Regions from separate parts of the Homo sapiens genome. Here region 2 is linked to region 1. Evidence: chromatin contacts called from ENCODE Hi-C data. All regions are on one chromosome and are shown on one strand. The core of a region is the stretch at or near the end of the contact, and the rest is flanking DNA. Distances in the headings are between cores, read along the strand shown. Region 1 holds the start of EPIST (esophagus epithelial intergenic associated transcript). Region 2 holds the start of NEUROG1 (neurogenin 1).

Evidence for each region. A loop is a pair of places that touch in the nucleus more often than their neighbours do. Pooled maps may share reads with other maps.
Region 2: a loop to region 1 is called in a pooled map, with 6 times the contacts of the local background. The contact joins the promoter of NEUROG1 here to the promoter of EPIST in region 1. A Hi-C loop is called at or near these places in 1 of 168 maps with a recorded cell type or tissue (naive thymus-derived CD4-positive, alpha-beta T cell), 7 of 37 single-sample maps with no recorded cell type and 10 of 50 pooled maps.

Annotation. Positions count from the first base shown.
Region 1 is chr5:135,037,837-135,042,502 of GRCh38, reverse strand. It overlaps EPIST (esophagus epithelial intergenic associated transcript), which reads left to right and starts at 2,456. Exons shown (of 2, transcript NR_105050.1): 1 at 2,456-2,902; 2 at 3,282-3,672. The region is part of intron 1 of PITX1-AS1 (PITX1 antisense RNA 1); the gene reads right to left.
Region 2 is chr5:135,533,934-135,538,441 of GRCh38, reverse strand. NEUROG1 (neurogenin 1) reads left to right here and starts at 2,478. Exons shown (of 1, transcript NM_006161.3): 1 at 2,478-4,160. The coding sequence starts at 2,752. The coding sequence ends at 3,465. RefSeq lists an enhancer at 1,976-2,491 and a silencer at 2,609-2,903.

The DNA of each region.
Region 1 (4,666 bases), core at 1,207-3,706:
ATGGCCTTCTATATAATAGTGGCTGCAGACATTTGCCCATTATGTTCAGCATGAACCCATGTGACAAATTCATCAAAGCGTTTTGCACTAGGGAGAAAAATTTGTATTAGAGGAAGCACAGCAGTTTGGACTGAAAGACAAAGAAAATTCAGCCAATTCTGCTGATCTTTTTTGATGGGGCACCTGGAAGCTGAAAGCTAAAGTGGTACTCAGGAACAGGGACTGCTACTTCTGTTCCTGGTGAATCCTGCCCCAAACCTCCTCTCTCTCTGATTCCTGATTCCACTGTGCCAGTGGGAATATATGCTCCCCAAGATGTCAAAACTAAAGGGAAATTGCAAAAAATATATACATATATTTTTAGAGAGAAAATAAGATTATAAAAAATGTGTTTTGTACCCCCCAAGTTTCACTAAGAACTTCCTGACTTCCAGGCCCTGGTTGTGCCCCACGCACCAGCCTGCCCAGCTTTCCTGGACCAAACTTCCTAGCACCTAAGCAGGGGATGAGGGCAGATAAACTAAATCAGAAAAGGGATCTGTTCCTCCTAGACTCAACCAACATGACCACCGTGGGGAAAGAAGAAACAAAAACAAGAGCAAACTCTCTTAAAGAGCAGCCTGGCAGCTATCACCATTAGCATTCAGCCCCTCTGTCCACAGGACTCAGGACCAAACCCCTCACCTTCACTATCCCATCCGTTTCCCAAGAAGCAGAAATACTTATTCTCACATTTCACAGATGGGGAAGCTGAGGCTAGGAGAGGTTATGTTATTTGCCAAAGCCACACAACTAGTAAAAGCCACTGACAAGATTCTGGCTCAGGCCATCAGGTGCCAGAGGCAGCATTTTTTGGCACCACAGGCCCTGCCTGGGAACAAGAGCATGCAGAAAATCTCACAAGAGATGGGAACAAAATTTGGAAAATTGCTAGCGTGCAGGGAGGGGGGAAGGTGTGATTTCCTGCTACAGACGCCAGAGTAAAAGCCACCCCAGGAGTGCCTGTGCAGCCCTCCATAGTAAGGTCCAGCGGCTGCATTTATGCCCAAAGATGCCCCTGGTGCTTGGAGTGGAAGGAAGATTCCAGAGACAAGATTAGAAACTTCTCAGCTTAGCAGCTCTAGGGCTGGACCCGCCAACAAGCCATTTTACACATAAAGCAGTCAATGGGAGGGGGTAGACGTAGGGGGCTAAACTCCCCACAGCACAGGGTCCAAGTTGGTAGACTGCACTTTCTCCAGGCGCAGGTCCGCTAGTGCCGGCATCGGGGACTCGTTATCTTAACTTGCGACCCTGGGTGCACAGAGCCCTGCACACACCACTGGAGAGGGGTTCCTGCTGTCGAGGGTTGAGAGGAGGGTATGGAGTCCCTGGAACAGCACGACAGGGTGCAGAGGCCACCTGGCAGGGCCTGAACACCGAGGCCTCTGTGAGCTTGGGTCGGGCCGGCTTCCCGCTTCGGAGGTTGGGGAGGGGGTCGTGGGTCTCTGCGTTCCCAGGCCAAGCGGCCCTGGAGGCACGGACTAGCAGGACGCCGAGGTGGCGCGGGTCGCGGCCTCTCCCGCAGCAGCTGTCGGCGAGAACCAGGCAGGGAGGCGCCGCTGCTGACTGCATCTCATGAAAGATTCAGGCCCGGCTGCCGCGCTGCCATCTCCCGGCACCTTGCGCCGGAAACGGTCGCTCTGGAGCCCGTGGCCGTCGGCGGGCAGGCTTAGCCGCTCCAGTCCCTGAGAAAGGCAGGCCACAGCCCGACCTGCCCTGTGGTCCCATCCCATAATCCCAACAGCAAGCAGGCTCAGGCTGGGCACTTCGGGGTACCAGGAGTAGGTTCGGCCAACTGGTTTCCACCATGAGGCTTCGCGCACAGGGTTATCTGGCCACGAGGCAACGCTGGGGAGCCCTGTGGCCTGAGGGTGGGCAAAGGACAGGCTCCCAGTTCCCTTGCGTCCAGCCCGTCTCCCAGCGGCAGCCAGCCAGGAACGGCCTGCGGGGCCACAGGGGTGGAGGCGTCACCGTTCGCAGGCCCGCAGCAGGATGGTCGCTGGGGGATGTGCAGGCATAGGGGTTGGACAAGGGGCCCCAGAAGTGTCTGTCCTGAGGGGTTGGTGTGCCCTTTCCTCACCAGCCCAGCCCCTGAGGAGAGGGAAGAAGGCAATTCCCCCAACCAGGGCAGGTCGGGCGGTTGCCCCACCCTAACACCCCCTACCCCCAAACACAGAAAACCTGGGGTCTGTCCTCAAACCTCCCTGGCTGCCACGCTCTGGGCAGCGGACTCTCCCTGCCAACACGCAAGACCAGCTCCCTCCCGCAGGCTGAGCAGAAAGAAGAAAGGTCCAATCTCAAAACCCCAAACTCGACCACCAGCCCCCGTCTAAACGGAAGTAGGGCCAGCCCCTCACGAGTCAGGTGGGAAACTGGGCCCAGGGAGAGAAAGTGCCCCAGGGCCAGGCTGGGACCCGCTCTGGCTTCGTCCGCATGCGGCAGGGCCCCTCCACGGAGGTCCCAGGGCGCGCTCCCCGGCCTCGAGGCCCGGCCGCCAGCCGCGCGGACCCCAGCCTACGCCCCGAGGGAGGCCAGGACCCCTAGCCGGCGGGACTGCGCGCCGCCCCTCTCCCCGCAGGTCCCGGCGAACACCTAGCTTCCCCTCCCCCCACCCTTCCCGCCTCCCGGCCAGTGTCCCCGCCTTCCCCGCGGGCGACGGGCGGCGGCGGCGGGAGGAGCGGGCCGAGCCGAGGAAGCCCCGGCCTCGCGCGCTGGGATGTAGCGAACCAGCAGGGGCCGAAGAACCGTGCAGTGCCAGAGCCAGAGCTGGATCCGGGGCCCCAGCCGGAGCCGAAACCTGAGCCAGAGTCCGCGGCGGGCGAGCCCGGAGCCCACGAGCCGCAGACGCAGCGCTGCCCAGGTGGGGTAAGAGACGCTGGGCTAGGGGCGCAGGGTCTCCGCGGTGGAGGGGCGCAGGGAGGTGGCGGCCGAGTCCTGCGCAGTTTGCTCCTGGCGTGTGTGGGTCCACCCGGCGGCGCGGGACAGCGCAAGGCGCGGAAGGTCAGGAGCCTTCGAGGCAGCGCGAGGAGCTCGTTCCTGCGCCCAGGGCACAGTCATAGCCGCCGTCACCGGGTGCTACCTCACCCAACCGGCGGGATCAACCCTCTGCTTTGGCTCCGGGCACCTCAAGAGGGTAGCAGCCTCGGGGGCACGGGCCACGGCCCCGCGAAGGGCACAACCTGAGAAGCCCGTGGCAGCCCCTCGCAGCGTCGGGTGACACAGGGCTCCCCCACCCCCAGGAGAAGTGGGCAGGAGAGAGGGCCGCCCGCTGCTCCCCGCTGCGTCCAGGGATGGAGGGCCCCACCACCCATGGAATTGCTGGCCCCTCTGCGTGGCCCGGGACTTCAGCCGTGGCTTCGCGTCAAGAGGGTATTTTTCCTAAACGAAACCGCTTCGTTCGTTCGTTCGTTCGTTCGTTCGGGCAGCAATGCCGCAGAAAAGCAGCAGACGTCGGTCCGCGCCCTGGCTCTCTTCGCCCCGGACCCCGACGTCCCGCCGCAGCGCTCGGAGGTGCCCCCAGCCCAAGGCAGCCTGCTCTCGCCGGCACAGGTCGGGCTTTTTCTTCCCAGGAGAGAAACCCCAATTCCCTTCGTAACGTCCAATAAAGACATTCCCGCGGCTTCTCCCAGGTTTGGTTGTTGACGCAGGGTCCCGGAGCACGCAGTCGCTTCTCAAGAACCGGGTCTCGGATTTCTGAAATTGACCAGCTTCGTAAATTGGAGCCTATTCTCCCGCGGCAAAGGCAGGGCCCCAAAGCCGGGATCGCAGTAATGGGAACCCCAGGCTGGAATCCGGGTCCCAAGCTTTTCCGATTTAGGAATTCCCCGAATCTACAAATATTTAGTCCACTTTTCTGAAAAACTAAATTCTGAAAAACACAAATTCTCTTGACATCCCTGTGACCTCTGAAAGCCACCAGGGCCAGAGGGAGGAAATCCCAGGTTGCTGTCCACTGGGGGAGGATTCAGGTCTAGGGTTCAGGTCTACGGTAGTCAGGGCAAAAGCTACAGGCAGCAGGGGCAGCACAGGAGACTTGCTGTCCCCGTGCCCTTTCCCGGGGCTGCTTTCGGCCTCCCGCATCTCTTCCAGGGAAAGGAAAAGAGGTGGGCTGGGGCTTGGAGACCAGGCTGTCTGGACTCTAGGATGCAGAGGCCTCCAGACAGGCTCAGGGTGCTCTTCTCCCATGAAAGCAGCCGCTGGGAGGAGGAGGCTATGGTGCATCCATAAGTTGCCCCTCTGCTCCCCAGTTGTGCGACCAGCTGCTACCTCCTTCCTAGTCTTCTTCCCCACAGCTCAGCCATTCTCAGGAACCAGACAGCGTCCATGGACTTAGGTGAGAGATGGGCCGGGTAGAGCCATGGGTCCTACCAGCCGCTGACTGAGCGGCCCACGGCACAGAGTCCTGAGTTCCATACTCCCATCTGTGCCTCACTGGCGGCAGTCCTGCTCAAATACATCCTGGCTCTCCCCGGGACAGGCTGGGGATCCCCATTTGGCAGGAAGCCTCAGACTGGGGTCCCAGGAAGCCTAAAGGAGCCAGTGAGGTCTTTCCAGCCCCTACCTGAGCACCCTCCTCCCCACTTACCCAGTAATTGCTGTATTCAAAGAAACGGGAGCTTTTATT
Region 2 (4,508 bases), core at 1,229-3,728, 500 kb before region 1:
CACAAGTGAACTCTAGACTGTCACCAGCTCTGAGCCTAAATTGCAAATGGGGCAGCTAACTGCCTGTACTAAAATCTTTTGGCCACACCCTAATTGCTAGGAATGGGGAAGGGGTTCTCATGCATTCAAATTTCTCAACAGGAAAGCTCTTCACGTACCTGTCAGCCAAAAAAGTGACACTGGCCAAACCAATTCTCTCATTCAGGAATTTGGAAAACCATTTGTTGTAGTGGGTTGAAATAGTGGGCCTCCATAAGATATGTCCACCCAGAATCTCAGAATGGGACCTTATTTGGAATAAGCATCTTTGCAGATATAATGAAGGCAAGGGTTGCAAGATTAAATCATCCTGGATTAGCTGGGCCCTAAATCAAATGACAAGTGTCCTTACAAGAGACAGAGAAGGAGAAGACACAGAGAGGAAGGCCGCATGAAGAAAGGAGGCAGAGATTGGAGTGACACAGCTGCCAATCAATGAATGGCCAAGATGGCCAGGAGCCACCACTAGAAGCTGCAAGAGAGGCATGTCACAGATTTTCTCTCAGAGCCTCCGAAAAGGAGCCATCCCTGCCAAAAACTTGCTTACAGACTTCTGGCCTCTTGAACTGTAAGAGAATGAACTTCTGTTGCCTTAAACCCCCTAGTTTGTGGAATTTTGTTGTGGCAGTCCAAAGAAAGGAAGCTGACACAGGGAGAGAAACAGAGGTGGGGGGCAGAGAGAGGACCCTTGGGCTCCTGCTGGTTTACACAAGTCCTCGAAGCCCTTGAGTTCTTGAGAAGCCCCCGTATCCATCCAACAACTGCCCTTTCCTGAGTGAGCTGGTCGAAGCCACTTTCTGTGACTTCTAATAAATCTCGAGCCCTTATATATGACTGTGTCCTAGCCTTCCACTGAGATCAGGGGTACCTGCAGGGTGCAGTCGGGGAAGGGGACAGCTGGGCAGAGTCCCCTGAGCCAGAAGGCAAGCGCTGGTCAGTGAGTCGAGGTGGGAACTGCCACTACACAGCCCCCTTTCTCAAAGGGGCCAATCCCCCCCCAACCCAAAGAGTCAGCTAGGCTCCCATGGCAGCAGGCCAGGCATCCGGCCTGAGGCTACCACTTGGATATCAGGTGGGGGGCAGGCACTTTGCTGAAAGCTGCTCATTTTGTTTTTAATACCCTCATCCTATAATCGAGTGCTGTTCCTTACTATTTATCCTCCAAGTACAAAGTTGGGTGATGTCTGGGCCCCTGTGGCTCCTGGGTGAGTGTAGGTGACAAGAGAAAAGTAACTCCTGACATGCAGAGGGAAGACCTGCTGGAATAGGCGAGTTTAAGACACCGAAGGCGGGAGGGGGTTTGGAGGAAAGGGGTTCCACTGTCACCTGCTGCCCTCCAGGGGCCAGCTCTCTCTCGGGCCAGGGGAGCTGGATCCCCTGGCTGGCTCACCCTGAAGAGGGCCACAGAGGCTGCAAGCAGGGCTCCAAGAGACGGTGTGCAACGGATTTCTCCGGGCATGGGGCAGGCAAGGTTTCAGGAACGCCAAAGAAAAGGAAATTCTCATATTAATAATTATATTCTCATATTATTATTTATATAAATTCTCATATTATTAATTCTTATTAAGAATCTTGAGGTGACTTGTGGGCAGAGGTGCGGAGGAGGGTGGAGAAGGGAAGGGAAAGAAGGGAAGGGTGAGACCAAGACTCAAGGCAACCTGGGAAATCACCCGATCCTCTTTTCCACTCTCCTCTTCGCACTCCCCAGATGAAGGTCAGATTCTTTCCCGTTTCTTCATCAGCCTGAACGGAGCAGCGACACTTATCCTTGCCCTGCGCCCTGTGCCTCTGGCATGGCCACTCTCCAGTCTATTTGAAAATGATTTTCACCCTGTTCAGCGGATGCTGCACATTTAGTGTTCCACAAACATTATATCTGATCATCCTCCACAGGGTAAACTTTTGTCTCATCTTACAGGTGGGGAAAGCAATGCTCAGGGAAGTTAAATTACTCGTCCAAAGTCACGCGACCACTAAGCAGCTGGAGAGGGGATGCGAACCCAAACTCCAAGTACCCTCCAGGTTTCCGCAACTCACTGGGCGGCTCACACTTTCGCGCTCGCGCCCCGCCTCCCCGTCCCACCCCAGCGAGGGGCGCCCAGCCCGCCCCAAGAGGAGCGTGCCTCGGCCGCTAATCGCCCGCCGACCCCGCCTCTGTTTCACTGCCTGGAGACGCCCTGGCCAGCTTAGCCCGAGCCGACTCCCGGGGCCGCGCGACGCCGCCGATTGGCCGGCGGTAATTACGGGCACACTCCGGGTTGGGGGAGGGGCGATGGCGGCCTCCCGCGAGCATAAATTATGCAAATACCCGGGCGCTGCACGGGGATGACCTGCCGCCTCGCTCCATTCACCCGGGCTGCCGCGGGGGCGGAGGTGGCAAGGGAGGGGGGCGCCCATTGTTGCGCCGGGTACTTAAGGGGTCCTGAGGCCAGTCGTGTGCCACACTCGGTGCTCACACGAGCTGATCTGATCGCCGGCGACATCACTCAGGAGACCGGCCGGGCGCGTGGCCCCTGCAGGCGAGGCGAGGAGGCCAGGCCAAGTTCTCCGTGCGCCCCTGCACCCTTCCAGGCTCTCGCACCCGCAACTGGCACAGAGTAACAACCCCAGGCTGTTGGGAACGTAAGTGCGCCCTGGCGGCTCTGCCCTCAGTCCGGGCTGCAGCGCTCTGAGCGCCTTTCTATCTGTCCGTCGGTCCTGCACAGCGCAACGATGCCAGCCCGCCTTGAGACCTGCATCTCCGACCTCGACTGCGCCAGCAGCAGCGGCAGTGACCTATCCGGCTTCCTCACCGACGAGGAAGACTGTGCCAGACTCCAACAGGCAGCCTCCGCTTCGGGGCCGCCCGCGCCGGCCCGCAGGGGCGCGCCCAATATCTCCCGGGCGTCTGAGGTTCCAGGGGCACAGGACGACGAGCAGGAGAGGCGGCGGCGCCGCGGCCGGACGCGGGTCCGCTCCGAGGCGCTGCTGCACTCGCTGCGCAGGAGCCGGCGCGTCAAGGCCAACGATCGCGAGCGCAACCGCATGCACAACTTGAACGCGGCCCTGGACGCACTGCGCAGCGTGCTGCCCTCGTTCCCCGACGACACCAAGCTCACCAAAATCGAGACGCTGCGCTTCGCCTACAACTACATCTGGGCTCTGGCCGAGACACTGCGCCTGGCGGATCAAGGGCTGCCCGGAGGCGGTGCCCGGGAGCGCCTCCTGCCGCCGCAGTGCGTCCCCTGCCTGCCCGGTCCCCCAAGCCCCGCCAGCGACGCGGAGTCCTGGGGCTCAGGTGCCGCCGCCGCCTCCCCGCTCTCTGACCCCAGTAGCCCAGCCGCCTCCGAAGACTTCACCTACCGCCCCGGCGACCCTGTTTTCTCCTTCCCAAGCCTGCCCAAAGACTTGCTCCACACAACGCCCTGTTTCATTCCTTACCACTAGGCCCTTTGTAGACACTGTTACTTTCCCCCTCCCCTAGTCAGCAGGCAATAGATGGGGCCCCAGCTGCCGCCTCGGGACCCCCTCTCCAGGCGGAGGGAGGAAGCGGGAGCTTTAAAGCAGTCGGGGATACCTGAGCCGCTTGTTAGGTCGCCGCACCCTCGCGGCGGATGTCTCTTGGTCTGTTTCTCCGGCCCTCAGCCCAGCGCCCCTCCTGCCCGCCCCTAGACGGCCTTTCCTTTTGCACTTTCTGAACTCCACAAAACCTCCTTTGTGACTGGCTCAGAACTGACCCCAGCCACCACTTCAGTGTGATTTAGAAAAGGGACAGATCAGCCCCTGAAGACGAGGTGAAAAGTCAATTTTACAATTTGTAGAACTCTAATGAAGAAAAACGAGCATGAAAATTCGGTTTGAGCCGGCTGACAATACAATGAAAAGGCTTAAAAAGCAGAGACAAGGAGTGGGCTTCATGCATTATGGATCCCGACCCCCACCACTGCAGACTCGCTCTAGGAAGAACTGGAGACTCTTGCTTAGCTATTCAGGCACAGGGCTGGAGAGTACTTTAATTTATTCAAGATGCTTCATTCATATGAAAATGTATTTTTGTACATAAAGAGTTTATTCTATTATGAGCTATCAAAGTTTACATTTTTGTACTGCAGACGCTTCATGTAAATAAAAACTAAAAATAAGTCGCCAAGTTTCTTGCCTAATATTAGTGTCTCTGGGGCTTTTCTTGCTTTTCCCTGCTGGCTCAACCACTAAAGTGAAACACTATCCCACTCACCTCCAAAGCCTCTGTTCCTGTTTCAAAAACAATTAAAAAATAAAACGCACCTGATTTCCACCAAGAAATGGATAAAGACAGACTAGGGCATTTGGGATCTATCATTCCTTTCACCTTGTAAACACAAGGGAGATCTTTCAGGCTCCCCATAAGCCAATTAAGACTTTTTAGTAGGGAATTAGCCCCGGATCCGCAGCTACCTGTTGAGGTAGGGGCAGTGGGAGAGTCTTTCTTTTGAGGAACTCCACATCAG